4 separate regions of the Homo sapiens genome follow, and all the other regions are linked to region 3. A link is a loop called in an ENCODE intact Hi-C map of the cell type or tissue named here. Cell type or tissue: endothelial cell of umbilical vein. All regions are shown on one strand. Each heading gives the region's core, and the rest is flanking DNA. Links, peaks and the distances in the headings are about the cores only.

What was found. A loop is a pair of places that touch in the nucleus more often than their neighbours do. Peaks named below come from ENCODE experiments on the same cell type or tissue, not always from the same donor. Only the 100,000 strongest peaks of a DNase experiment are listed, where the experiment ranks them.
Region 1: it touches region 3 in a loop (2.7-fold over the local background); 1 of 110 quality-filtered maps calls a loop at or near these places.
Region 2: it touches region 3 in a loop (4-fold over the local background); 1 of 110 quality-filtered maps calls a loop at or near these places.
Region 4: a loop joins it to region 3, with 10 times the contacts of the local background. A loop is called at or near these places in 1 of 110 quality-filtered maps.

Annotation. Positions count from the first base shown.
Region 1 is chr4:182,530,988-182,538,705 of GRCh38, forward strand. All of the region lies in intron 3 of TENM3 (teneurin transmembrane protein 3), which reads left to right. Among named protein-coding and RNA genes, the nearest start is that of TENM3, 290 kb to the left of the region's middle. In endothelial cell of umbilical vein, for the core only: no CTCF peak of the experiment used is centred there; a DNase peak (open chromatin) is centred at 3,164.
Region 2 is chr4:182,474,614-182,482,331 of GRCh38, forward strand. All of the region lies in intron 3 of TENM3 (teneurin transmembrane protein 3), which reads left to right. Among named protein-coding and RNA genes, the nearest start is that of TENM3, 240 kb to the left of the region's middle. In endothelial cell of umbilical vein, for the core only: a CTCF peak has its summit at 3,973 (motif pointing right); a DNase peak (open chromatin) is centred at 4,128.
Region 3 is chr4:182,601,400-182,609,117 of GRCh38, forward strand. The region is part of intron 4 of TENM3 (teneurin transmembrane protein 3); the gene reads left to right. Among named protein-coding and RNA genes, the nearest start is that of DCTD, 310 kb to the right of the region's middle. In endothelial cell of umbilical vein, for the core only: no CTCF peak of the experiment used is centred there; DNase peaks (open chromatin) are centred at 2,982 and 3,742; H3K27ac peaks cover 3,192 bases.
Region 4 is chr4:182,747,549-182,755,266 of GRCh38, forward strand. TENM3 (teneurin transmembrane protein 3) reads left to right here. Exons shown (of 28, transcript NM_001080477.4): 20 at 4,252-4,484; 21 at 5,902-6,056; 22 at 6,837-7,711. Among named protein-coding and RNA genes, the nearest start is that of DCTD, 170 kb to the right of the region's middle. In endothelial cell of umbilical vein, for the core only: no CTCF peak of the experiment used is centred there; a DNase peak (open chromatin) is centred at 4,823; H3K27ac peaks cover 2,488 bases.

The sequences.
Region 1 (7,718 bases), core at 1,284-6,283, 71 kb before region 3:
GTCTGTTGCTCAAGGGAGAGTATTTTAAAGCAGAGTCTGGAGAGAGTGTAGATGGAGGAGAAAAGAGTGGTCTCGAAACCAAGCTCTGGGAGTGGTTGGAGGAGAATGGACCAGTGAAGAAGGCTGGGTGAGAAGAAATCAAGGAGCCTGTGCTATCGTGGAAATCAAGAAAGGAAAGTGTGTCAAGGAGGAGTATTCACTTTTGTTAAATACTTCCGAGACATTCAATAAGAAATGCTAACACTGTTTTGTTATAAATAACTGAAATTAATTTTAGCTGTGAAAAAATTAGGTCCTAAAGTAAATAAAAAGATAGTAATGGGGACATAAAATAGGCTGTGAAATGAATTTAAAATGCCAAAAGTTACAAATCCCAAAGACATAACCCTTGCTCTGGATGTGCTACAGATCTTGGCTGTGGACATTCTAAAAGCCATTAGAAAGCCTTCAGTCACTTCCAGTATTCACAATGACCATAAAGTAAAAGGGGTCCCCAAGACCACCCCAGGCTAGATGATTTGCTGGGAGGACTCACAGGACTCAATATGTTAGTCATACTCACAAGTAAGATTTACTAGAGTGAGAGGAACTACAGCAAAGTCAGCAAAAGGAAAAGACATGTGGGGTGAAGTCTGCAGGAAACCAGGCACAAGCTTCCAAGACCTCTCCTGTGTGTGTCTGCCACAGGACAGTCCATTCCTGTGGCAGTGAGTTATGACAGCATGTGTGAAATGTGTTCTGCCAGGGAAGCTCGTAAGAGACTCCGTGGGCAGGTTTTTACTGGGACTGGTCATGGAGGCACCCTCTGCCCGGCATGTACCAAAATCCCAGGCTCACAGAAGGAAAGCGGATTCAGCATAAACTGCACTGTGTGCATAAACAGTTTAAACATGGTGAGCTGCTCTCATTAGTCTGAGAATGGTGGGAACCTTCCGGAAATCTGGGTTCCCAGACACCAGCCACGGCTAGCCTTGCAAGCAGGCCTTTTAAAGCCGTCTCGGGACTGCTATGTGAACTCTGTTTTTTGTAAACAGGCCAAAGCCCAAGGAAAATACAAGCATAGTTGGCACTATGACTACATCAGAATTTCTCTGGAATGGGCATTTGTTTAATAAACTGTTTCTAACATATTCTAAATCATTTGGATAGCTAGTAAGCTAAAATTTTTGTCTGTATGTATTGGGAGGCAGTCTAGCATATAATAAAATAATCATAGACTGTGAAATTTGACAAATATGGCTTCTCTAGTCATGGCTCAGCTGCATACTCTCTCTGTACCTCCATTTCTGGTAATAAAACCTACCATTTTGAAGATTCAGTGATATATGCATATAGTACCTAGAATAGTGACTGACACGTGGTGGCCATTCAGAAATACTGGTGGCATTGATGTTAATAATTGCAACAAGAGTTGTTTTATTATTGTCTTTCTTGTGTTAGACATGCCATTACTTTTCCTGGATTAATCGATTGTAATATCCACTCTCCTGTATTTTCACTAAATGGCTTTCAGTTTTTCAATTAAACTTTCAGTTGAACAGTATCAGAGGCATTTTAATAAAAAATTTTACTGAGCTTGATTAGTTGATGAGAAGTAAATTGCTCGTTTTTGATTACCACATTAACTCTTTCTGGCCATTAGGGTACCATTTAGTAAATTACTTCTCTTTTTGTACAGTACTCAAAATGTTACCCAAGTGACCAGAAAGAGTTAATAATGCACCAACAGGCTGAACACTTGACTACCTCCTTACTATTAGATCAGTCTCATTATATTAAATGTTTCCCTTCCTATAATTGTCATTTTCTTTAAAAAATGAAATATTGGATACAGTTATTTATTTTTAATAGACCTTATAAGCTCAATGAAAAGTATGCTGAGTTCACTCATATACCTTCTAAGGGGATTTAAAGTATCGGTACTCACTATATAATATGCAAAATCAATCCGATGTGGATAATAAATGCACCTTTCACAGTGCGCAAGAAGGGCATTATTTCCCAAGGGTACAAGTGATTCCCCGATTATGATCTGAGTACTAAGGAGTCATATTATTATGCCTCCCTAAGTGCTTGAGCACTAAAGAGAGTTGTGCCTCATGGCATTGTAGCAGGTAAACTTTCATGTGGGCAGGAATCCTGCCTTTTAAATGTATACATTATCAGTACTCCTGTGGATGTGTTTTTATGGCTAATTCTAATACAGCTTTTAATTATTCAGGAGTACTCTTTACTTTCTTATGAATAGGGGTCTGCAATCTATTCTTAAAATTACATCTTTTGCTGGGCACGGTGGCTCATGCCTGTAGTCCCAAGCACTTTGAGAGGCTGAGGTGGGAGGATTGCTTTAGCCCAGGAGTTTAAGACTAGCCAGAGCAATATTGAGACCCCTGTCTCTACAGAAAATTTAAAAATCAGCCAGGCATGGTGGTGCATGCCTGTAGTCCCAACTAATGTGGAAGGATCACTTGAGCCCAGGAAGTCGAGGCTGCAGTGAGCCGTGATCACACCACTGCACTCCTGCCTGGGCAATAGAGGAAGACCCTATCTCAAAAAAAAAAAAAAAAAAAATCTCTAGTCAAATATTTTTCCAGGTCACCTGGGAAAATTGTTGTTACTCTCTTGGAAAGAATATTCGACTCCTGAAGTACTAGTTTTTGCAATATAAAAGGTTGTCTTTCACTTTGGGAGGCCAAGGCAGGTGGATCACGGGGTCAGGAGTTCGAGACCAGCCTGGCCAAGATAGTGAAACCCCGTCTCTACAGAAAATACAAAAATTAGCTGGGTGTGGTGGCAGGCATCTGTAAACCCATCTACTTGGGAGGCTGAGGCAGAGAATTGCTTGAATGTGGGAGGGGGAGGTTGCAGTGAGCCAAGATCCACTGCACCCCAGCCTGGGCGACAGAGCAAGACTCCATCTCCAAAAAAAAAAGATTGTCTTTTCATTGATATAGTATAGTCCAATAATCCATGAGCCACTTAGTGTTTACTGAGTTGTCACTGAATGTGTAACATTAAGTGCTTTCAGTGATACAAAACTAATATATGACTGGCTTGCTCATTGATTCAGTAGATGCTTGCTTAGAGAGCTATGTGCTATGTACTCTAAGAATACAAAACATCAAAGAAATTGAAGTCTGTTGGGGGAGATGATTAATGATGACATCATAGTACAATACCATTGCAGCTGTAAACATGCATTCAGAGGAACATGCCCAGCTACTTCAGCATGTCAGAGGGAGAACCGACCCAGAATGGAAGGAGTCAGGGTTATTTACCTCCAAGAGATGAGGCTGAGCTCAATCTTACAGGATAAATAGGAGTCATCTGGCTATTTGTACCCCAGAGGACAATATAAAGATACAAAGTTGAGAAAAAAGATGACGGGCAGAGGGCTAGTGCTATAATAGTCTCTTGTTGTTTATTTCATGTGCAAAGCAGAAAGCAAGGCTGAGTAAGTAGAGAGACATCAGGTTAGGGATATGCCATGGTTTAAATTTGCTGAGTTTTTTGTAACCTAATTAGAAAAAGGAGAGTAATGTGTGTGTACACAGTGGAGACAGTAAACACATGGTCACTGGAGTTCATTATTTTATACATTCTTCCCCAGAATCCATATGGGGCATAGTATTATTTTTCCTGTTTTATATATAAGAGCTTGTTTCTTCGAAATATTAAGCAAATTGCCTAAGGATTCAGAGAAGATAAGCGATGGAGATAGAATTCACTTCTACAGAATTCCAAAATCCAAACTTGCAGAGATATTGAACAACTTGCCCAGGATTATACAGTGAGTAAGCACTTAAAAACGTGGATTTGGAAAGTGGGATCAGATTATGTTTTCTGGTTATAACTGGATTAATTGAAAATGAGGACGATCACTGATTTCACAGTGCTTTATTCTTAGAGATGTGCCAGATTACAAAATGGATCTTTTTTCCTCTTATACTATGTAGCACCTTGTCCAAGCAAGCTGAAACTTGGTGGATGGTTTTTGTTTTATAACATACTTTCTTGGATGATTAAGAGTCAGGATTGCTGTGGTACTGACTTGCACCCTCCTCCTCAAATTAGCCCAGTGCAGAGATGTAGCCTTTTAATACATACAGGTGGAAAGGTAGCGTGGATTATAATAAGAAAACAACAACCAAGCTGTACATTTTCCTTAGATGATTAGATCTGCCTCAGGAAATCCTGCAGAGTTTCAAATAGAAATGTGTTCATCTTTCCTATGGAAAATAAATTCTCAGTGAGACTGCTTACTTATTTTCAAACTCTGACCCTCACGTACATATTTTGGTCAATTTTGATACTTGTTCTGAAATTCTTGTTGGTATTTCTATTGAAAAAATGAACTATTGTGATTATTGTATTCTTCTCATAGACTCTGAGGCAAGGCAGAATACTGCTTAGGCCAGGATTTGGGCAGAGAGGGAGTCTTTTTTTCATAAAGAATTTTTATTGTGGCTGGGAGTGGTGGCTCATGCCTGTCATCCCAGTGATTTGCGAAGATGAGGTGGAAGGATCACTTGAGCCCAGGAGTTGAAGACCATCCTGGGCAACATAGTGAGACCCCCATCTCTACAAAAATAAAAACTAAAAAATTAGCCAGGTGTGGTGGCATGCACCTGCCGTCCTACTACTCCAGAGACTGAGGTAGGAGGGTTACTTGAGCCCAGGAGTTCGAGGCTGAAGTGAGCTATGATCGCGCCACTGCACTCCACCCTGGGTGACAAAGTGAGACCCTATGTCAAAAAAAAAAAAAACACAGAATTTTTTTGTAATGGCATTTAATCTGTAATGAATTATGATAAACATTATTACATTATTATATGTTAATAATACCTACCTCTCAGGATTAGTGTGAGAATTAAATGAGTAAATATATGTTAACATATGTGAAATGTTTAGAACAGTTACTGGCACACAATAACCTCTATACAAGTATTTGTTATTATTACACATTTTTTATTTTATTTTATATTTAGATTATCTATTTTAATATTGTATATGTATTGGCCTTACAACAATGAAGAATTCCGTCCAATATGTAGGAAACTCCAAATGGGAATTGAGATAAATGCCACGAACAAATATGGTGTATTTTTATTTACTTTAAATTTGCACAGATTAACTAGATTGTTGTTTCTGCTGTTAGTAGTAATATTTTTATTTTCTGTTTATAGCAAGTCTTTCTTCTTCATAGATCAAGTTTGTAACTTGCAATTATGTTGGGGCAACCAGTGTCAACTGGCACTGTCCAGAGAAAATCCGTTGAGATTTGTAAGCCATTCTTATAAAATTAACATGCAAATAGCCTCTCAAGTCTTTCTTCTATCAGTGTGGCCATGTTCTAGCAGTAGGACTGAAGACCATTGAATAGGAATGTTACAACTAATGCCTCTACTGGGCGCCGGAGCAAAATAGCTGCCAATAGGCATGCCATGCTTTTTAGCTTCAGTGAAATTCCAGTTAGAAATCTTGAGAGGTTTCTTAGTGGCTGATGGCAGCTCACAAGTGGGTCAGAGGATCACATCCTGGCCGCCGCAAAAAGTACACACTTTTTTTTCTTTCCTTCTGCCAAGACCAAAATCACTGACTTGCTGGAAAGAAATAAGCAGATGTGACTGCTGCTCATCTTCAGGCCAGCCTCCTATGTTTTCCTGCTTTGATGGCTTGGCGGAACGCTGGGCACATATAAATATTTTATATTGGTTTAGGCTTCATTCCTCAGCATGGAGCCTGTTTCTGCTAGCTCATGGTGAACGTTTCTGTGAAGTCACTCCTTCTTACCCCATATCCATGAAAATCTCATCTGTTGCCTCTCCTGGTGTCAGAAAGCTGAAGTTTAATTCATGTAATATTAGATATTTCATTTGTTTGTCAGATGGAATGTTTATTAAATAGTTTTTTACTCTATGTCAGGGGTTCTTTTTTTTCCCTTGTTTGCTTTTTATGCATTCAATGATTATTCACTAAAAGCCTGACAGCTGGCAAGATATCGATACACTAGGTACTTTGAAGGAGTGTCCAGAAGAATGAAAGACATAAATACAGTTAACTGTGTGTTTCAGTTAGGGAAAAATAAGGATTTCAAGGAAGTACAGTGTGAATGAAGTGTTAGGAGCTCTGATAATATCTGCCATTTCTCTGCTCTAGAATATCTTGTCTGATTTCTTATCTTTCTCCTGTTTCATCCTTTTTGCATTCTCTCGTCATCCTGTGGAACTCTTACATAAATCAGTGTCATTGGTGGTTTCTTGACTCAGTTTTCAAAAAGGCTAGCTCCTGCAGTCATTTCATCATGAACTACAGTCTGTAATTGCAGGATCTAAACTCTTGGTTTATAAATATCATTGCCGTCTCTTTCTCTTCTATGTAAGATCTCTCTCTTGTCTAGTTCAATCTTCTAATTACGTACTTCGAGGTCTTTTACCAATTGTTTGCACCAGCTACTTTATCTTTCTGTTTCGTGCTCCATTACTCCCTAAACCAAATTCTCAGCTTCAGTCAAGTAAACTATTTATTTACCATTCCCGGAGCAGGCACTTTGCTTTCTGCTATTTCTTGGCCTCTATACTTGCAAATGCTTAACATTTGCATGTAGAATGCTCTCCTTCCTTCTCACCATGAAAACGTCTTCTGCCCTTTTTCAAAAGTTTTCTATGACACCGTCTGCATAATCTCATTGCCTCTAGTAATTCTACATTTTCCACATGTGTTTAATTATTTAGCCATGACTAGTTACTTGACGTTAATTTTCTATCAGGTTTCTGTGGATACGTTTGTGTCCCTGTCTCTGTGTTTTGTTCATGCTGCAGCGTGTTAAGTTTCCAGGTACCCCATACAGTGTTCTGTGAATGTGCACAGATGCAAACTGAAATATATTTATATGACCATGGAAGATGATTGATTCATCTTGCTGCTCACTGACTGCTATTTTGGAGAGTGCATTGTTTGTAATCTTCCCAGTGATTTAACTGTTTTTATTAAGTGAGGGCTTTAAAGCACTTACCATTTGCTTTTGGCTGTTCTTTTTGAACAGGAGTAAAAATGCTCATAGTGCTTGGCAATTGAATGCTTAAATATATACATTAATTAGTCTAATATAAGCTTTTAGATAGTGTTTTTTATGTTCACGTTTTGGGCAAGTATTCAGGCATCCGCACGTCTCTTCTGTTTACCAAAGGTGTACCCAGGAAGAGTTTGAAGAAACAATGTTATTAACAATTATTTATGGAGTTCCCAGAGGCACAAGGCATTTGGCTAAATGCTTAGAATACAATAGTAGGCAAATTCAGAAAAGGGAGTTTACAAGCTAACAAGGCATATTAATGAAATGATCACACAAATAAATGTCAAGTCACCACTCAGGTCACTCAGGGAACTGGTACTTAAGCAGAGATTTGAAGGGTGAGGACATACCTGGGGACGGAGGAAGGAGAGAAAGAAGAAAATACAGGTAAAGGGTAGAGCATATGCAGAAGTAGCAGGTGGGAGCCTGACATGTTTGAGGAATTGGAAGTAGATGATTGTTGCTGGAACACAGAGCAAAGCAGCATAATGCAAGGTGAGCTTTGTTTAAGGACTTGGATCTTTGGCCAGAAAGCAGTAAACAGTGCTGGGGGTTAGAAGGATGTGACCAGATTGCTATTTTGCATTATTACCTTGGTTACAATATAGAGCAAATTGGAGACTGCAGGGAGGTGGTAGTGGAG
Region 2 (7,718 bases), core at 1,050-6,049, 130 kb before region 3:
TTGCTTCTTTAGAGGTTTAAAAGACCTGTTAAACTGTTTTGTTTCTGTTCTTTGTGTGCATATTTCTTACTGTTTTGCTTTATTGACACATAGAGTTCATGCCTATTATATTTTCATTGTAGGCTGTAACCTTAATATATATCCTTTTTTATCTAAGTGAATGCTTTCTTCTATCATAATTCTATTTTATTTGATATTAATATTGTATCCCCTTCTTTTTAATTGAACTTACCTGGTTTATGTGTGCCTCTAGCTTTGCATTTAACCTTCCCATTATCGCTGCTCCCTAATGCTGTTGTCCTCTTGTGCATAATGGTTGCAAGTCACATTGTCCCATCTCTCTGAGACCTACTCGTATCTACACACTTCAGCTCTTCAAAAGAGTTGATGTTAGTCATGCTTCATTAAAATTTCCCCCATATAAGTCCTCTGAACTGCAAGGGCTTCTGAAGATGGGCAGTGCACACTTATTGGAGGTACCTTCCTTCCACTAGTCACAACTGCTGTGGATCCAGCAGAAATTCCTCACTATTTCTGGAATAGGAGGACTCCTTTAGTGGTAGGTTACCCCCTGGTTTGGTATCTTTAAGTCGTTTCATTTCATATTAGAACGGAAGACTGTTAGATGCCTATGCCTAAGTTGCCGTCTTATTTGAAAGTTGGTTATTTTTTAAAAAATTATTCTTTTTAAAATATATCAGTGATTATCAAATTATGTAAATACAAAACTGGTCGTGGAATGGAGAATGGGTGTGTCTACTATTGGTGTATATTACTTATTTAAAACTGATCAATTTTTTTTTTTCTGGGTCAGTTTTGTGAAAGTGTAACTTACTCAACAGAATGACTTGATGGAAGTTGTAGTGAACAAATCATATCATTGATGACGGGGGTGTGTTTTTATATGCCTAATAATGTTAGACTGAAATGCCATAATACTAGAGGAAATTTAGAAAGCATTTTGTAGCTCTTAAAAGATTGATACTTTGGTAGCTTGCATTATTAGAAACCAGAACATCTATCTGCATACATATACATACTTCTTTATTCAGTTCATAAATTTAACTTGTGAAAATGACAAGTAGTAGCAAGCTCACACTCGGGATTTAATCTTCACTGACTAATTCATCAGACATTTTACCTTTCTGTAGTCACAGATGGTTTTAATGTCTGTCTGTATTGAACAATCACTCAGATGTGTCCATCTTCGTCTTTATTGGATAAATAATAATTCAGTATCCCTCAAGTGACTATGATAATTGGATTCCAGAAGAGAATTCAAGGCTTCTAGGTACTATCATATTCAAAATTTGATCTCTGTGTTCCAGTCTCTCTCGTACATTTGAATATTTTCCAGCTTAAGTGGAATATATGGGACAGTAGTATTTTGTGTAAATTACTTAGAATAGATTTTGTAGAGAAGCCCTAAGTGTAACCTCTTTGCTTTTTAAAAATGGCATTTGCCATTCCAAAGTAAGTCCCTGGTGGTGTTACTTGACTCATTCCAAAATGACCTACACTTGATTAAGTGAAGTCTCATCTAATAGCTGAAACTCCCCAGAGATTTTTAGTGGCTGTTTAAAATGAATGTCTGTATTTAAACCCATTTTAGTCTATAGCCAACCTTTATTTCCTCTATATCCAGAGGCAGAAAACAGATGTATTTCTTTTTTCATCTCTTGTTGGTAAAAACAGATAGATGTTGTGGCAGTGGTTATGTGTATGACTTTTAATTGTTTGGGTTTGGAGAGAAGAAAAACCTGATAGCATATTAAAGTATTTAAGACAGGCTTGATGATTTCTGTGATGCTGGAGAAATGTATATTTTTATTGTCAATGTTTTGAAGAGTTAGAAAATGTTTATTTTTAAAGAATGGTACTAAGAGCATAAAATTTCAGCAGTCCATTCTATGTTTTCAAGATTTATGTATATTATATATAGAAACATACATGTGTGTATATGTATCTATATATTTGGACACACATATATTTCATTTCTCAAGTTTTTATTGCTGTAATTCTCTGAATTTACTCATGCTTTCCTTAGGAGCCTCTATATCAACTGCAGAAGTGAACTTTTAGGTCTGACAGTGAGCTGAACAATACTTCCACGGATAAAGTACATGGTCTTGAAGATCAGCTGCTGTAAATGTTATAAGAACTTATTATCGATGGGAGAAGCTGAAGAATACCATCTCTCCTGTTGTCTCACAGGAGGTCATTACTGACATTGGTTTTGACATACTTGAATCTTCAGAAAGGTTATTATTGTCCACTTCTTAAAGTTTAGTCTGAACAGGCTTGTTCTACTTCTAAACCCAATTGAAATGAGTCTGTGTTCAACACTGTTTATAAGGTTCTCCATGCCAGAGGACAGCCGCTATCTATAGCAGAATGAAGATGAGGCAGAACTATTTCCGTGAGATATTTTTACTTCAAATATTTATTTCAAGGATTGTGCCACAGTTAGTATTTTAATTTGTTTTTAGTAGTGACCTTGGCTGCTGTGTATATTGGTACAGTGTGCTAGAGGCAGCACTTTTCACTGTCCATTTTCTTCAAAATCTACGATTTGATCAAAACCTTCAAGCACTTTACAGTCTAGAACCTTTGAAATGACTAGAGAGTTGTATAGGGATTGTTACCTTGGGTAGAAAGAGCCTTGTATGAGCATCCTGGGTGACTGTTTTCTGAGTTTTACCCGGAAGGAAGTGTGAAGACACTGTCTTCCGTCTTTTGCCGTCATCAGCGTTCCACCTTCATTGAGACCCTGCAAGACCCTGGCAGCCTTGGCTTCCAGGCATGGTTTACACCATGTGAAAGCAAACAAGTAAACACAAATATCAAGCCTAAATTTATTTTTTATGGTCACAGAGTTCCTAAAGGTTAAAAACTTTCAGAATGGGTCTGCATAGGGCCCTCCCACCGGCCTCCTGAATCCCTCCTCCAGTGACTTTCCTGTCAGGTTTATAATGTCTTTTCGTTCTTTATTTCTTGATTGCATTCTATGATTTTCCCCTAAGACAAGCTGTATGATTAAATTACCCAAGTTTCCAGGATTATACTTTTCTTTACATAGCACAAGCTGTTTAATACATTTTGTATCTGAGATGCAACAAATCACATCTGAGATACACAGATAAACAGCAGTTCATCTACTTTATTTTTTAATACTTATTTTTAATAATCAAATAAAATCATACTTTATGTCTTTAAATCATATTTTTAATTACAGAAAGTGAATATTGAAAAACAAAGTAAAAAATAATGAATAAAATTATGCAGATGCTCTGGAAAATACCTGGAGAGAACCTGTGACTAATTTGGTACAAAGCAGAACAAATGTTAATTTAGTTATAGATTATATATACTTTTATATCATACCAATTGTCAATTTTACACATAGTGAGAACTGTTTCAACTGTAAAATGTCTTTCAGGAACAAATCTGAATATTAATTTAGCTTACTTGTTTCTGTGGAACTTAAACACTTTTGCACTTTTCTTTAGAATTTTGAATTTTAAAAAATTAAAAATAACTTTTGTAATTGAGGTAATAATCCTCATTTGTAGTGTTGAAAATATTATTTTCATACTACTCTCATTCTTTAAAAATAAACACTAAAAATAACCAGTCCAGTAAAATTAAAGAATTAGTCAAATTTTTTCTAATGTCATGTGAAAATTTATTGACTATTTTATTTTTTGAAATATTAGTGCCATTGTAGTGCCAGTTAAAATATTTAATGGTTGATGTACGGTACTTTGCTAATATTCATTCTGCTTATGTCATTCTTATAATATTTTTAGGAAAAAAATTTGAGTTTCATATGTAGAGTTTTTTTTTTAATAATTAATCTCCTGTAAAGAAGTGTGCCATATGGTGTAAAATTTTGCTGTACTATTTTTCAAGATTTTTTTGTAGCCCTCACCGTGAGTCTTCCCAATCACAGGCTTTCATCCTTATACAGTGACTTGACTCTTTGCCACTAGAGGGCAGTAAAAAAATTTATATGTTAATAAATATACCATTGTAGCATTTTTTTAGGCTTTTGTACTATTGTTCTAGAATATCAACCCTGGAAAGTTTATCTAGATGTCTGCTCTTCAACCAGAAAGGAAATACACAAACCTGGGTAAATTTATCTTCAAATCTTTATGGATTATACTTAAATTTTGTGTTGGTTATATTAAAACTAGTTATGATATTATAGATAAAATATTATTTAATCATGCAGAGTTTCTAGAAATGTATGGTTTTAAAGTACTCCTTTTGTTTTATTAGGGTGGGGATTATTTTAGGAATGGAAGACTTTTATGATTGATGGTTGTTGGCTAAATTTTATTGGATAGATTCTTATTTGGTACATTTTATTTACTAGTATATTTTACTTGAAGGAATGTTTGTCTTTTAAAATGTTTTTCAATTTTTTGAAAATTGTAGTTGGAAACTAAAAGATTCAGTACGTAAAATACTTTGGACCCAATACTTGTCATAATTTTCCTTAACAATATAGTTAAGTGTTCAGTTTAGTTTCCTGTTAGACACAAAATACAGTCTTTTAGCTTGGCAAGTTAAAAGTCTGTAATTTTCAGAAGTGGGTAGAATTACTGAGGGATAGAAATGTTAAAATTTTCTAATGATACTATACATGTTTATAATTTATTTAGTTCTGTGATGAAATACCAAAGACCACTTTTATGGATTAGTCAGGCTACGTTTTTATATTAACTTACCTTTTTATTTATTTTATTTTAATATAAATAAATTCATGAATTTGACGATTATAAATATATTTATTATAGTCAGCCCATCATCCCCAGAACACTGCAGCCTAAACTCAGGCTTATGAGTACTTAATTACTAAATTGGAAAGTGTAGCATCTTGTTAAAACAGCAAGGCTTATGATATCGAATGTGTAATTTTGAAGAAATGAGGAATGCCATTTGTTTTTATTAAGCTGGGATTTGAGTGTTTGAAGAAAGCATTGAGGGAGGCATTTCTTTAGAAACTGAAGTAATAATCCTCATTTGTAGTGTTGAAAATACTATTTTTACAGTACTCTGACTCTTTATAAATAACCATAGGATCTACTGATAAATTGTTTTTTGTCATTTTCCATTCTATGGAGAATTCTACGTAACTTCAAAATTAGAAGTAAATATTTTTGATCTCTTAATGGAGTATAATTTTCTTGTGAGGGAAAACCCAATATATATTGATTTAGGATTTCTGAGATATAAGAACCTTTTTTATGATATTGATATTCTGTAAAAACAAATAAACGGATGGAATTATAAAGTCTTTTTCCCTGAAGTGTTGCCTGCACGTTTAGAAAATAAATGTATTTAGAAAAGACAAAAGTAAAGAATAGTTATTTTTTTTCACATAATCTATTAATATATTGTATTCTTCCTTGGGTATGATGGATAGCAACAGGAAGTATTTGATTATAGTTTCAAAAATTGTATCAACAGTATTCTGTTTTGAGAATTACGATCTATATTATTGTAGAATTTTAAAAGTGGTTTTCCAGATATCACATTTTTAATCTCTCTGAGCTGTGTGGAAGATTCACTTATTTTGGTCATGCTAAGCTTCCTTAGTGAAATTGGCACTAAAAATAAAACCAATAATAATAATTTAACAAGTAAAATCTTGAGTGGAGTCTAGAATTTTACAGTAATTTAGCAAGATATCTTAAGTTTCACTCTCCCAGTCTTTCAAACTGAAGCCTTTTGCAAATATAGCTGCTGGAGGCTCTTGGTATCGTTAATTGTTTGCTAAAATATCCTAGAAACACAGCAGGCCAGTTTTCTAATGATGTTTTTCAAAATCACAATTTCCTTTTGCCAAAGTGTGAAAGAATTGTTTTTGAAATACAGTTTTTAAGTTTGCTTGTAGGCCTTAAGTAACTAATATATTAACACATTTGCTTTAAATTCATATATATGCATATATATTTAATTTTAAAAAGTGTCTTCGTAAAGATGAAAAGTTAAAATTTGGTTCTAATTCTATTTGGAACTCTGTATCTTTGAAAACAGTACTATTTAATGAACAATTGGTTGTATCATTTTAATTTTTCTTTTTTTTGAAAAATCAAAGCATATAGATATTTTATGAAATTTTCTTAGGCTTCTTGTATTTTAACTCTGAATTTATGTGGTGGATCTCTAGACACAATATGAATTTTCTGTCAATGACTAAAATATGGTTTTATTATGTCAAATCTGAACTGACATATTTTTAGGCAATTGTTTCAGGGAACAGAGAATTGGGTATTTGATTTTGAGATATACGGAGTCATTTTATTGAGTTTGAAAGGCACAAGTAGTTGAGAGAGTTTCCTTTTTTTCTGTTAAATACTAGTCTATTTGAAGAGTCGTTTTCTTTTCTTTCTTTCTTTCTTTTTTAATATAATCCTCTTATCTATTGCTTGGGGTTAGAAGTTGAGAAATTGCATTTTGCCAAAGTGAATAATTGAGAATTTGTAACACAGACTCTGAAAAATAATTCAGAGAGAGGCCAAGAGAGTTTCTATAACAAGTCGTAAATATATTTTTTAAAGAAACAGACTGAAAAACTAATTTCTAAATCAAGATTTAAATGTAACAATAAACAAGGAGTTAAAGAGAAAGTCCAGATATAAACCTAAAAGTTAAATCGCTTTTCTTTATCTTGAACTTTGTGACAATAAAGAAGACACCTCATTTTCTCTTTTACTTTACCTTGACTTTTCTGAAATTCTTATGAAATAAGTATAGCTCCTGTTAGTTATCTGTTTTAAACAATCTTTTGTGCTTAAAGATTCATTATTCAGTAGGGTAAATCCTCACCTTTACACTTACGTTGAGATTTTTTTAAAATTATTTTTCTACTTTAAAATATGATTATAGGCCGGGCACGGTGGCTCACACCTGTAATCCCAGCACTTTGGGAGGCCGAAGCAGACGGATTGCCTGAGCTCAGGCGTTCACGACCGGCCTGAGCAACACGGTGAAACCCCGTCTCTACTAAAATACACAAAATTAGCCAGGCATGGCTGTGTGCACCTGTAGTCCCAGCTACTGGGAAGGCTGAGGCAGGAGAATTGTTTGAGCCCAGGAGGCAAGGGTTTCAGTGAGCCGAGATGGTGCCACTGCACTGCAGCCTGGGCAACAGAGTGAGACTCTTGTCTCAAAAATCAATCACTCACTCAATACAATAAAATACAATACAATTATAATTTACTTCTAACAATAACTTAATGATTTTTTGCTTTATATCAAAATTTAAGAAGTGATATTTTCTTTGTTACTTTCTTTCATTTCTGGTTATTGTAATGGAAGGCAAAATATGACATACCAAAGAAGTAAATTTCTCTAGACAGTGCACAACACTGAAGTAAATGCAGATACTGTATCTTAATTGAGTATATTTAAATGCAATGTTAATTAAACTTATACTTCAGTTTTTACCTATGAACCTAAAACAAAAGCCACCAATTATACATTGAATTTTATTAAATATTGTATCTATAACTTATAAAAATAATGTAAATTCAGTGATTTTCATTGAGACATGCTGACCTAGAATCACTCACTGAAAAATAGGTTTTGAAGGGTAACTCTTATTTTACTATAAATACGTTTGGCTTAATTACAATAATGCTTTTCAATTTATGGTTCCTTTTCTTTCAAAATAAGGATAAAGTAAACCTAGTTATTAATATGCT
Region 3 (7,718 bases), core at 1,562-6,561:
AAACTTTCCCTTACCACTGTTTGTTTTTTTCTTATCTACAAATTATCAGGCATGTGGAGAAAAGGACAGAGATGTAAAATGTTATTCTCAGTTGCATGTAGTTTGATTCAGTGGACATGTCTGGCATCTTCTTGGTTCTAGACCTCTGTACTTTCTCAGACTATATTTTGTTCATTACATCATATATTCATAGTGGAGCCCCACTATGAATATAACACTTAAGCACAAATCAGATGACAGTTTGTTAAGGATATTGTAGTTTCTTGCAGTATGAGGGAGATAGGACCTACTCTCTAAAGTTCCTTGCAGGATTATTTCCTAAGACAATCCATTCATCCTGACACAGTTCTATTAGGAAGTTTTTCCCTACAATGAACTGAAATCTCCATCCCTGAAACTTCCATCCTCTGACTGTAACCGTACAACTAGTAGTCTGCAACTATACAAAACAATTTTGCCCTGATTCATACATGATGGCCCATGAGCTTCTCAGTCTTCTAGAGGCTTCAGCAGTTTAATGGTCCTTCTCTGTACACATAGCATAGTGTTTCATTAAGGTTCAAAGTTAGGACTTCTCGCAAAGGCTGGCTGACAAGTGGTAAACTGCTCATACAAAAGTATGATCAGCGAAAGCTGTTTTGAGCTAATCCATTTCATTATTCAGGATCTCCTGGCATATAAAATTTCGCCTTCTTTCTTTGGACAGGAGCGTAACAGTCACTGTCTCCTTGTAATTATGTATTGCACAACCAACAGTGGTGTCTTACCTTATTGGTCTTCTGTTGGCAGCTTTGCGGGGAGGTTCCCCCAACATTCCTCTTATTCTTTATTTCTTCTCTGCCCCAGGGTTTCCGTTAGGCTTGGAGAAAAAGAGTTATCACCATAGAAAAGCCAGAAAATAGAGAGCTCTTGACGCCTTGAGAGACTGTCCCCCAAAATGTCCTGCCCTAGAGCTTCCGGTTAACATTAGGATTTAAATTAGCTTCTGGGTGAACAAAGTGTCTCACAATGAATACATTGCTATTTCTCACCATTAGGTATATGGTCTCAACCCATTCTGCCTTGAGGATGAGCTAGCAGGAGGTCCCCACAGTTAGTTGTCAACAATGAAAGTCTTTCTGTGTTTTCTTTTACTCTTGACCTAAGAACAAGGTTCTAAAGAACTCTTATCTTTTTATCCATATCAGCCACGAGTAGTTGAGTTTTATTGTTTATTTTGTATTATTGAACATTCTTCTGGGAGAAATTAGGAAGAGAAAGAACAGGAAAAATAGGCAAACAGCAGATTTCTCTTCACTTAAGACACAGTCATGTATACGGATTTTTTTTTCCTGAGGTTATTAGCACAGACGTAAATTTACCCAGTGTAATTAATTAGCACACACTGAACAGCTAATCAACACCGATTCACTATTGTCATTTGGAAAAAATTTATTAGGAAAAAAGTAATTTTCCAGTTGAGTCATCAGATTGAATATGGATATTACATTGTAGTTGACAATAATTGTTTTGACAAATATTTATGAAATATGTCAAATTAAATCCTCAGAAACGTGTTTAATTTTAGTGATGTTATAAAACACAAAAGCCTCAAAAACTGTCAGTAGGAGAGTTAGCATTCCGTGAAACCATGTCTTCCAGTGAATTTGGAATAATTTTGAGAAGAGTAAGATGCGTTCTTGTTATTCGTCTTATTGCACTGGAAATTTTGATTGATGAGACTTTAAAGAAAGAAAGTAGTTGGTTAGAAGAAAATCCACTGTAGCCATATGTGAAATTGTAGCTGGTTTCTCTATATTCAGACCATATAAGAAATCACTCCCATGGTGAGTAGTTACTGAGATTTTCTTCCATTTCAAAGTAATGCCATTAATGAATCATCAATGGAATTAATATTATACAGTTTTATGAGTTTCAGGGAGGAAATCAACCGCTGATATGATCTCACTAATAAATATACAGAATAATTAATCTAAAAATTTGTTGTTACACTAACAAATTTTAATCTGCAGTATAGTTTTGTTGTTTTCTCGTTATCCAAAGTTCACATCTTACAGTGTCGCTAATCAAAAGAAATGATATTTCAACTTGCAGTACTCAGTGAGTGAAGCTAAGCAGTGATGTGAAAATCTCACACTGTACCGACACAGTACTACTGTGGTTTCTTTAATAGTCTCACTTGGTTGGAACTCTGGAGGTGAAGAACCAGTCTTATTTATCATTGATTTTTCCTTCTTTTAGTTAAGGTTCCCTATTGAGTATGATTCTCAGACTCAGTTTCAGCTATATTAACAACTTTATCCAGACTTGTGTCTGCCTTTAACTATTTTTTAATCTAGTGTATTGTTTCATCTTTGGCAATTATTTATATATATATATATATATACACACACACACCGATTTTGCTAATTCTCACTTTTTCTGAAACTGCCACTTAAAGGTTATAAGCTATGAAGTTTAAAATTCAGTTACGAATAAATAAGAATCTCTATATTTTTCTCTTAGTTCCTCCCCCTTTTCTCTTTTCAGCACAAATTGATAGTAATTGGTTACAAAATGGCATGTAATAACCCTTGAAAATCTCAGTGATTTGTAGACTTACAGTTTATGTGAATTGCTGGAAAAGGCATAAAAGGATTTTCTACTTTGTCCTATATGTTTCAGTATAGCTATCATTTTGATTTATTCAAAAGCATTCTTTTTCACCAGGCAGTTTCTTGCTTCCATAAAAATGTTTATTTCCTTTCTCTAATGAATTTAACATTTGCTCCTGCTGGAGACAATCAATGTGACTGTGTACTGTACATTCCCACTCAGTGAATAGAATACTTCTGGTCTATAATCTCCAGTGACTTTCAGATCTCCTAGAGTCACACTGAGATCCAAAAATGCCTTTGCAGTTCATAAGCATCTCCTTATTATGTCATCATTTCCTATTAACAATCGGTCCCTATGTATAATACCAAGTGCTTGCTTACAATTTTCCTGAAAATTCCTTTTCTTTGAGCTCACTATTTGTTATACTTTGGATTATTCACTTTTAGGGCATTGGAGAGCCTATAGCTTGCCCTTTGTTTATTTTATACTTCAGCTGCTTCAGTATGTAATAATAGCTGCTACAAGAATACAGAGCAGCTGAGCAAACGCTTAGAATTGGCCCAGTACAGCAGCAGCACTTAAAGGTATGGTACAGTAACTCTCATTGAGAAGCCTTGTCCTTCAGCAACTGTAAAGTTAATTGCCTGCAAGTTCCTCATTTATATACGTGAATTAAACAGCTTAGTAGTTACCTATTAGATGTTAACAAAACGGTTCATTTGTAGCCATTTAATAAAAGATTTATTAAAGTCTTGTTTTATTATGAAGCCTACTTTGGCATGGATAGTTCATTAGTTATGTTCCCATAGCTTTTTACCTTCTAGTTCAGTAATGCTTTGCTAATTATTAATGTATGAAATTGCATATTAAATTGCCTCTTTATTAGTGCATTTTTTATTTCAATATTGAGATGTCTTGAGCCGCATTAATGTGAGATCAATTGTTAACGTCGTTAAAAAAACAGAATACCTAAACAGAGATATTGTTTACTAAACTAAGATATGATACTTTTTTCTCTTTTTATCTTCTTTAAAATGGTTGTAGGGAAGGTAAAAACAGTCATACACACACCGGGTCTGAGTCAGCCTTGCTGACGTGTGTCTGCATCCTATATGGGGTAGCTTTCCTGCCCCAGAGGAAACCTTTCCCAGCTGAAGAATTAACCTCCACCCACTTACTGATAACTAATAAACTACCATTAGTGAGGTAGTAAGTAGTGGAATCCTCCGTAATTAAAGATACAACTTCAAGTAAAATATGCCTGGGAAGGTAGCTCGATGACTAAGGTTGACTGACTGATGCTGATGCCATATGCTTTTGTTAAAGACAGCTTGGGGAGACACAGGGTACCTGTGGGGAAAAGGAATATTACTGAATATGGAAAAGAGGTCCAAAAATGAAGAACCTAAGGTTACTTAACAAAAATTTCAAAATTGGACCTGGGCCAATGGTAGGAAATTCTTAAAGTTTCACCATCATCATTTATTTAAAAAAAAAAAAAAAAGGGAAAGTCAACTTAAATTATATACTAATGAATAGTAAAAAATCACTTGGATTCTAAGTCTCTTAAAATATGGCACCTTTTATAACTTAGTATTTCTTAAGAGGACTAGGAAGGGATATTGTTTATTTGTGAGAATGGGAAGAAACATGAAGAGGGAGATATAAAGTTCAAGAATTTGCTGTGTGCTGTTAATATTTAAGGCCTATTTCAAGCCCTGGCTAAAAAAACCTTTGTCTCAGAGAGAGGAGGATAATTGAGGAAGCTATTGTAAGCTTAATTCAGTGCCTAAGCTCTGTGGTGACCATATAGTTCATTACTAAAGCCAGGACACTTGCAGAGTGAGAAGGGGCCATATCAACAGTTACCCTGGAATTGCAGCATAAACTGATAGCTGTACCAGGCAAAGAGGGACGTGTGATTACCACACTAAGTTTTATTTCCAAGAGTAAAGTTAATTTTAAGTCCAAATTTTCTTATGCCTTAGATAAATAAGAATAAGAAATCAAACGAGAAAGGCAGGTTGAATGCAGGTAAGGCTCCAGACTTGAACATTTCTAATAGTTTCTATTGCTAACTTAGAGCAAATATTTAAACTTTTATTGACCCCCTTCGCAGAAAAAGCTTCTATTGGCCTCCAAAATATGTAGCTCCTAAAATAATACTTAAAATATTTGTCTTAATTTTCTTCTCAGAGTTTCAAGAGAACACTTATCACAATATCAAGAGAACAAGAGGTAGCAGGCCGGGCGTGGTGGCTCACGCCTGTAATCCCAGCACTTTGGGAGGCCGAGGCGGGTGGATCACCTGAGGTCAGGAGTTTGAGACCAGCCTGGCCAACATGGTGAAACCCCGTCTCTACGAAAAATACAAAAATTAGCCAGGCGGGGTGGTGGGCACCTGTAATCTCAGCTACTTGGCAGGCTGAGGTGAGAGAATCTCTTGAACCCGGGAGGCAGTGGTTGCAGTGAGCCAAGATCTCACCACTGCACTCCAGCCTGGGCGACAGAGGGAGACTCTGTCTCAAAAAAAAAAAAAAAAAAAAAAAAAGGTAGCGTATATAAAATATGGTCCTGAATTTACTCAAAGAATAAACATCTCTGTGTCTCCAGCAGCATTACAGTTTGGGTTTCCAAAACCATTCTCTCAGGCTGAAGTAGAGGCTTCATTCTAGGAAAGTTTGAGATAAAGTTTCAAAGATGGTTATTAAGATAAGTGAGAGTAAAAGCCCTATTTTTTAATGTGAGATTATTATTAACCACTTGTAATGCTGTAGCCTCAACTTGATTGTTTAGTGGGCGTCACGCCAATAATTAAAATGTGAAAGAAGGTTCTAGACCAATAGCAGCTCTCAAATGAAGGTCATTCTCAGGAGTCAGTATTGATATATATTCTAATTAAAACCTGGTGGATATAGTAGGGATACAAATCACAGTTTAGCGTCATGAGAAAAGCATATGCTTTAGAGACCTGGTTTGTAATCCTGCATCCACCATTTTCACTAACTATTTAAATGTGAGGTCACATATTTAAATGTGAAGTCAGTTTCCAATGCAATAATAATACCTACTCAAAATGATTTATAAGTGTGAAATGAAATAAAGTAAGTGGAGCACGTGGCACATGCTAGGTGTTCCGTAAATGTTTTTAAAATAATTACCAAATGGTAATAGCAGCCATTGTGAAGGGCACCTCATTGGTTAATACCTTTCATCATAAAGTAGCTCTCATCTCTCCAAACAATAAGAAAAGCATTTGTCTTAACTGAGATATTTTTGTCTAATTTATCTTTATGTGTTAGGTAGGCTAAACATGAAATTAAACCATGGTTAATTTTACTAGATTAAAATCTCTTAGTTTTCTCACTCTTCCCGTCGCTTAACAAAAAGTAGGTGGATTTTTGTAGGTAGGAACGCCCAGACTGTTAATTTTGTTCTTGAGAAGAAAAAAAATCTTCAAATAATAATGAAAGGCAACTATTCATATCCTTGAAACATTTAATTAACTAAAGTAATAAATGTTTGGAATGAATCAATAAAAGCCTTCATAGATGCATTGTCTTCACATCACTCAGAAGTGAGACCCCAGTTTTATTTAAGGTATTGAACGCTTTAGAGTCTTTTGTGCATGATAAAAGTACTGTACAATAGAGTGGGAGTGTTATTTTGTTTAATTGGAGTGAACCAGTTTCTTTTTAATAGCAATTAAGACACCAAGAAAGTATGCATTAATCATTTGCTATAGTCCTTAAGTGATATTGAAAGCGTAATTTCAATAAATTGCAGATACTGTATATTCTGATAATGTTTGGCTTTGGATAACCGTAATCTATATAAAATGTTCACACATGATCATCTTAATTTTCATGGTACCTGTAGAAATGAATTGTTAATTACTTCTAACACATTTTGAATCACACTTTTTTGAACGTGAACAGTGTAAAAGGTAATCTGTGCCTTTACTCTGGTCCTAGTCAGTGATTGCGATTAAGCCATTATCTTCATCTGAAAATGACCTGTCATTCTCAAGCACTTCTCTTCCTCTCGAGCAACTGTTTTGTGAGGCTTTTTAAAAATACCATTCACTAGTATTGTCTGTAAAAGTATGTCTCAGTCCTCTTTACTTGTGTATGTGTATGTATTTGTACATAAGTATGCATACATATTTTATGTCTACTTGACATCCTTGCTACCTGGTGATTTTATTTTTTCCTGGAATCAAGGTGTATTCAGTTTTTTTAAAGATTGATTGATTGATTGATTGATATTTTTTTGAGACGGGGCCTTGCTCTGTCACTCATGCTAGAGTGCATTGGCACAATCACGGCTCCCAGCAGTCTTGACCTCCCATCTCTGGTTCAAGCAATCCTTCTGCCTCAGCCTCCTGAGTAGCATGGACTACAGGTGTGGCATGGTGCCCAGATAATTTCTTAATATTTAATTATTAGCATTTATTTATTTGTCTACCGGCTGCTTGGCGTTTATTTTCCACGAGGTGCAAGGTGAAAAGTTACAGGTGTCAGGAGAGCTCACGTGCGCTGGGACAGTGAGGAGGGCTGTCTCCTTTTTGGTGTTAGCTGTGTTGATGTAAAAGAGCGCCCTGCTCGTCCGCTTGCTGCAGCCGCCCGGTCTGCAGGGTCCGCGGCGGCGGGGAGGGATTCTGGCGTCCTAGCGCTTCTGCAGGCCCGGGTTTGGGGGTGGCCGCTCAGGTCAGGGCTAGGACCCAGCACTGGCTTTGCTGGACAGGCCATCGGACTGCCTCCTGGGAGGTCCCCAAGCCAGGCCACAGGCGGTCCTGCTGCAGGGGTCCTAGGAGGCCCCGGGTGCTCTGCGGACCATAAAAATACCATGGCCATGAAAGGAGCTCGCCCGCCAGTGACCTGGGTCAGCCAGGGGCTCAGGGGCGGCTTCCCTATGGCACTCGGTGCCGCCGCAGGAGCTGCTGTTGGAAGTGGAACCTACTGTAGGTAGTAGTCGTGGGTGGCCCCAAGCAAGAGGCTGGAGGGACTGGAGGGTATGGCCCATGCTCTTGCTTGCAGGCTGGTGGGACCTCAGTGGCAACTCTTGGGGATGGGACTGGGGACGCTAGGCCAGGAACCATTTGCGGAGGAGCCTGCTGG
Region 4 (7,718 bases), core at 1,837-6,836, 150 kb after region 3:
CCCCTTTAATATGTAGTAAGTTTTACCTCATCCTTGTTCCAATTCTCACACATTGCAAAATTTAAAAATTACATTAATTAACTAATACCAGCCAAAGGGCACTTAAACATGTAGAACTAAAAATCAACTTTGTGAATTTTATATTACCAATTAAAGGATCAAAGAAAGTGTCAATCATAAGTCTGTGAATTTGAATCCATTAAAGTGTAGATACCAAATTATAAAAATTTTATTCAGTACCCCTTATTGACTTAATATTTAAAAATCAAGCAGGCATGGAAATATCACACCCCAAGTCCCTGCTTGCAATATTCTAAACAGTCTTTTGGTTACCATAAAAGAAGCTGTTTTACTTTTATATGTGAATATAGTTTGTTATGCTTCTTCAAATGTCTTGTGTTCTAAAGGCTGTGACACAGTTTCCAACTCAGAAGATAGAAGTGCTAATAATATCTGTTCTCTGGCTTGTTCTTTGTGAATATTTCTCTAGTCTAAGAAGGTTGAATTATGACAAAATAAATGAGCAAATCCAGCCTGCACTTACCACTGGATCTGTGTCTAATTGAATGAGACTAGAGAAGATGTCTTGATAATTGTGATGATCTAGGCAATTCAGGATGAGTTAAGAATCAAGGTGTAATATACTAAAGGTTCTTAACTTGATCTCAGTTTCCTTGGTTTTGCTATTAGTCAAAATTGTAATATTTCAAACCTTTCTGAAATAGTGAAATCTCAACCAATCACATGAGAATGCTGCTGTGCTTCCGCTCAGCAGAGATTTCCCAAAACCAAGCATTTTGAAAATCCCTGTGCTCCAGCTGCTGGCTGCAGCCGGTTCCGTCGTGGTAGCCTCACGTTTTCACAGTAGATAGATTACTGACCTAAAAATTCACCACTCGTTGTACCCACACACCCGCCTCTTCAGTGCTTTGGCTTTTCAGAAAGTTGGAAAGCAAGCACGAGCTCACACTGTCAACTCTCTATGCTCAAATTAGGTGACCTTGAATCCCAGTCCTATGGCATATGATTCAGAGCTTCACTGCCACCAGTCTGTCAACTAGAAATATCCAGACTCACTTTTTTTCCTTTTAGTACTTCCATGCTGATCCCTCTTTTCATTTAGGAGAGACCAGCATCTAACAACCAGCTCTAATTTGCCATCCTAGCCTGCGCTGCTGGGAATTTGTCAAGTTCTCATTTCCTACCATCCTGTGGGAATATTTCCAGAGGCTAATTCTCTTCTCTAGGGCCACGTAGACTCCCCCACATTTGTTCTTCTGGACAATAGAGTTGTGTCCAAAAGTACAGCTTTCATTTATCAGACATTTTTAAAGCCATTGACATTTGTTGCTTGATGGAGAAATTTCTATGTCTTCTAGGAAGGAGATGCTTCAGGACAGGAAATAAGCAAATATAAGCACCACTTTGGGCATTCTCTCTTTACTTCCCCACTAGGATAAAACTGATGACAATAAAGGCAAAGCTTATCACTTGAATGTCCATTCGTTTTTGCACCAAGAAAACTCACGTCCCATAGCTAAAGAGGATGCCACCACCACTGAAGCTGCCACCTCAATAATCTGTTTGTTTGTTTTTTCTCAAAATGAGGGCATCCTGAGGAAGTGTGCATGATTCATTTACCATGAATGAATCATCATTGTTCATCATTACTCTCTAAACAATTTAAAGTGGGTATATTGAGTCTTCATTATTTTAATAGTTTAGGATATTATAAACTGCTGTTATAACAGCAGAAGTAAAAAAACAAATTTAAACCTAACCAAGTTTAGGTTTAACAAACCTAAACCTAAACCAAGTTTAAACCTAATCAGTTTTTTTCTTTTAATATTTTCAGAAACAACTCATACTTTAGTTAATTATTGTATTCCTGCACTTTCTAAGGTTATAAGGCAAAAGACATTGCACTGTAGGAAGAGACAGGACAAAAGCGAGTATAAGGACGGTTAATTCTTAGTGAGTATGTAGTATGCGCTAGGCCCTGTTCTAAGGATCTTACATATATAGTTCGTGTAATCCTCCCAGCATCCTGTGAAATATGTATTATTATCACCACCTTTACAGGTAAGGAACCTGAGGCACAGATAAGTTAGGCAGCATGCCCAGATCATACATTTAGTGTTAGTAATGAAGTTAGGACTTAAACCCAGGCAATCGGGTACAGAGTTCATACTCAAAAGATGTACAACTGAGAAGAAAAAAAAGTATGTGTGTTATGTATACACATGAGTGTATGCATACCATGTACACAGCTAGTCACAGTTAACTGTATAATCAGGGAGGTAGGAAAGACTAGAGGGGCCTCTCCAATGTCATGTCTTTCAAAGTAGACTCAGCTTGGTGGAGTTGCAACTCTGTCACCAATTATATATACCTGAAAGACCAGCTGTGTCAACATTAGACTGTTTATAGAAAGGAAAAAAAAAAAACCTCTAAAATTGCTCTGAATGTTATATTGATTTGTAACTCTTCACTTCTTACAAAGTAATAAGCTGCCACATTAAGGGATGCAATATGTGTTGCTGCATTAAGATTGTAGGCATCAGCTTAGGAAAATGATATCATAACACTTAGCACAGCAAGTTGATCACTTGGCATAACCCAGTTGTTCTGAAATGTTTTTCTTGCACAATGACTTGCATCTTTCTGAGTTCATCTTACTTTTTACCATTTCACACACATTTACACACTCTAAGATGTCTTGCCCTAGTCTGTCTTTTGTCACTCAAAGGCTGGAAAGGAGATCCCAAAGCTGAAGGACATACAAAGCTCAAGCCTTTGTATGTCTTTGTATTTCTCTGTATACTAACATCACAGCCTAAGAGCTCTTCAGAGCTCCACAAGGCCTCTACAGACTCCATGTGTGATCTGCTGGCCTCCTCTAACAACATGAGAAACACTTAAACAATTTTAAGAATAGAATCTCTTACAGGAATGATAAAGTACAGCTATTCAGCACTTAGACGGAAAATCATCAAGTAGTGAAAATTGTTTTATTAGAACCTAACCTCATTGGTAATGAGGAGACTACTGCATCACTATTAGAATAAAAATATTCATATAGGTAGATTTATTATAAATATTTTAGATGTTCACAAATAAAATAAATGGAAACAAGCATGTAACTGTGTGTGTGTGTGTGTTCGTGGCTGTATGTGGAAAGAGGGAGAGGAAGAGAGGGAATGAGAATTAATTAATATAACTAAGTTCGTCATCAAAAGATACATGGAGTTTGATAGATTCCCATCATGTTGACGTCTTGGTTGGGACACCAAATCATTTAAATTATTTTTCAGGTTTTTGTTCAGAAGACAATCTTTGCACATGTACAAGATTACATTAATTTTAAGAATGTGGCATTGAGTGTCTGTAAGGATATTAACTTTTTAATTCCAATGATACGTCATAATTTGTCCCCTCCTTAACAGTGTTGGGCTTACCATTTTTTACAAGTAATGGGACATAAAATGTTTTACATTTGCATTTCTTTATATTTATAAAACTGAGGCACTACATTTTGTATGTCACTACATTCATAGACAGGTTTCAGAGCAGCTCAGTATACAAACTTTGGAAAGAAAACTGAAGGATCCAGCATCCTAGCTCACTGCCACAGGCCACCAACTAAGACTCCCCCGTAGACTTGAATGACCTCATTTTAATATTTAACCCCATAGGACAGACACTGGCACTTTTCTGGATTATGATAGAGCAACCAAGACAGATACAGTGGTACATTTCTTCAGGGGGAGGGTTTTTAGTTTGAAAGGATAATACCCTATGGTGAGGTATGAGCGGAATCAGTAGTATATTGTACTTCACTGGAGAATTTGATGGAGACATGCTTCCCCTGGAATAAACTTTATGTCCCTCATTCAGGGGCAGTTTTTTAATGGCTTTGCATTGAGCACAAAAGATTTAGACAATTTGCTTCTTTGTTTTAGGGTAGACACATACTGCCTTTTAAAGGTAATATTTTTTAAGATGACTGTTAGTAAATTGTTGAATCCTCAGCGTCAGGCAAGGAAGGCAAACAGTAATATCAGAGAAATGCTACCTGTGAGCACATTCTTTTGAGTCATTATTAAATAGACAGTACTATTCATGTCTAATCTTTGATCATGGATTCCAGACTATAATCAGTTTCTCATGATCTGTTTTATTTTGCTTTTAATTTCCCTCTGTGTATTAGGAGTAACTCCCTTTGATGTTTATCTATGATCCTTTTCACAGCAGCAACCCAGCTCATAGATACTACCTTGCAACGGATCCAGTCACGGGAGATCTGTACGTTTCTGACACAAACACCCGCAGAATTTATCGCCCAAAGTCACTTACGGGGGCAAAAGACTTGACTAAAAATGCAGAAGTCGTCGCAGGGACAGGGGAGCAATGCCTTCCGTTTGACGAGGCGAGATGTGGGGATGGAGGGAAGGCCGTGGAAGCCACACTCATGAGTCCCAAAGGTACCGGCAGTTGGCGATTTGAGGATTTCTTTTTATTTATTAAAAAAAAAAAAAAAGGGGTTGAAAATCCATTTAGTGCCTAGTCATGTTTAATGCTGAGTCTAACTTTTTACCTTTGACAGTGTTCTGGAAAGCTGTTTCACATCTAGGGTTTTTAAAAGCCATGTAGCATGAAACTGCTAGCATCCTAACTTGGTTTTACAGTAAATACTAGGTTCTTGGCATTTTTTATTATCATACCATTTTATCAGCTCTTCAAAGAATGAAGCAACTAACTACTCTATATAATTCAGGCCACATCCTGTTCAACTTCAAGGAAGTATCCAAATTCTTTCATAGTCCTGGAATTTCTTTGTCATGAATGAGTCCCAGGCTTCTTTAAAACCCATCACTAAGCAACCCTGTGAGCCCTCACCCTCTTTGGAGAGCTGTGAAACTTTTGTTTCTATGCCATGGGAAAAAATCCTTGCTGAGAGGAATTTTGGGAGGTAACAGGGCTAAAAAAATTCTACGTGATAAAGGCTTTTAAACCAGGCAGGAATGATTCCCTGCTCATGTATTATGGCACTGAATACAATGTTTTTGGTTTGGGGCCTTTATTTTTTTCATGGTAGCTGCTGACTATTATGTGAACAAGGACTGGAAAAAAGTATCTGTACTGAATTATTCATAATAGAAAATTTCATTGTAACGGGGTCAACAAAACACTAACCTTGGCTTAGATCTATTTTTGTTAGAAGGATATGGTTACTGTAAGGGAGCTGGAATGGAATTTGAAACTGGTTCTGTAATTTATAGACCACAACATTATATAATCATTGTAATTTATATTTGAAACATTCAGGTATTACCTGTGTGATACATATACTCACAGGAGATTCTGACAAAATTGGATTATTTCCTTACTGAATTTTTTTTTTTTTTTTTTTTTTGAGACGGAGTCTCACTCTGTCGCCCAGGCTGGAGAGCAATGGTGCGATCTCGGCTCACTGCAACCTCCGCCTCCCGGGTTCAAGCCATTCTTCTGCCTCAGCCTCCCGAATAGCTGGGACTACAGGCTCACACTGCCACACCCAGTTTTTTTGTGTGTTTTTTAGTAGAGACAGGGTTTCACCGTGTTGCCCAGGCTGGTCTCGAACTCCTGAGCTCAGGCAGTCCGCCTGCCTCGGCCTCGCAAAGTGCTAGGATTGCAGGCGTGAGCCACCATGCCCTGCCTCCTTACTGAATTTTTAATTTATTTGTATTATAAATGCCTGTGTTGGTTTTTTCTAACGTGTTTGCAATCTGCAGTCCTACCTGCTACCTGTCACCCGTGTTGTCACTGGGGTTAAATAACTGAGTTTAATAATGGGCCTAATAGTTAATCAAAAGTAACCATTTTTGAAAAATTAGTAATACTTGCTTCTCTCAAATACAGGAATGGCAGTTGATAAGAATGGATTAATCTACTTTGTTGATGGAACCATGATTAGGAAAGTTGACCAAAATGGAATCATATCAACTCTTCTGGGCTCTAACGATTTGACTTCAGCCAGACCTTTAACTTGTGACACCAGCATGCACATCAGCCAGGTAGTTAAATACTAAGCGGACTTGTTTGTTTTTCCTCTAGGTGACTTGACTTATTCAGTCGGTAGACTATGATGGCACCATATTAAACTGCATATATCATGTGTTGCAGTGGTTCTGATAGGGCAGTTCCATTTACATGTATCACAGGAGCTAATAAAAAGTTATTTTCTTCTATAATTCTACATTTGATGAATTCAGTGAGATACAGAACAATTATCACTAAGAAATGCTAAGCATTTGTAATAAAATACCAGTAAAGTAGGAGCATGCAGGTATTCTAAAAAGAACCAAACAACTGAAATCTCTAATCTTTTGATTGCATGAGCTCCTTAAGTAGTAGAGAGAACCCACTATGATTAGTGCCAAGGGACTTATATTTAGAAATAGAAACTTTACTGTTGGCCTGATTGAAAACACAATAGAATACTAATCTATTCATAACCTAGAAAGCCCCAACATTTGGTGGTTATTGCTGCCATAAGGAACATGTGTGTTCATAGCTCATCGATATCTGTTGACTCACTACGTAGAGGCCTATTTGCTATTTGCCTGTAACTAGCAAATCTTTCTGTGAGCTGAATTTTAAAATAAAGTGTTATTTCCTGTATCTATCTTCATTCATTACTTTTTGGTTTATTTTACTGAGGCTATTGAAAAAACTATTATCAGACAGTTTATCTCAGATTAATGCCAATTTCCCTGAATGGTCTAATTTACTCTTCTGGCGAATTAACTGTAGTGCAGTAACTTACTAACCAGGCCATTTCTTTTTTTATTAAGGTACGTCTGGAATGGCCCACTGACCTAGCCATTAACCCTATGGATAACTCCATTTATGTCCTGGATAATAATGTAGTTTTACAGATCACTGAAAATCGTCAAGTTCGCATTGCTGCTGGACGGCCCATGCACTGTCAGGTTCCCGGAGTGGAATATCCTGTGGGGAAGCACGCGGTGCAGACAACACTGGAATCAGCCACTGCCATTGCTGTGTCCTACAGTGGGGTCCTGTACATTACTGAAACTGATGAGAAGAAAATTAACCGGATAAGGCAGGTCACAACAGATGGAGAAATCTCCTTAGTGGCCGGAATACCTTCAGAGTGTGACTGCAAAAATGATGCCAACTGTGACTGTTACCAGAGTGGAGATGGCTACGCCAAGGATGCCAAACTCAGTGCCCCATCCTCCCTGGCTGCTTCTCCAGATGGTACACTGTATATTGCAGATCTAGGGAATATCCGGATCCGGGCTGTGTCAAAGAATAAGCCTTTACTTAACTCTATGAACTTCTATGAAGTTGCGTCTCCAACTGATCAAGAACTCTACATCTTTGACATCAATGGTACTCACCAATATACTGTAAGTTTAGTCACTGGTGATTACCTTTACAATTTTAGCTACAGCAATGACAATGATATTACTGCTGTGACAGACAGCAATGGCAACACCCTTAGAATTAGACGGGACCCAAATCGCATGCCAGTTCGAGTGGTGTCTCCTGATAACCAAGTGATATGGTTGACAATAGGAACAAATGGATGTTTGAAAAGCATGACTGCTCAAGGACTGGAATTAGTTTTGTTTACTTACCATGGCAATAGTGGCCTTTTAGCCACTAAAAGTGATGAAACTGGATGGACAACGTTTTTTGAGTAAGTA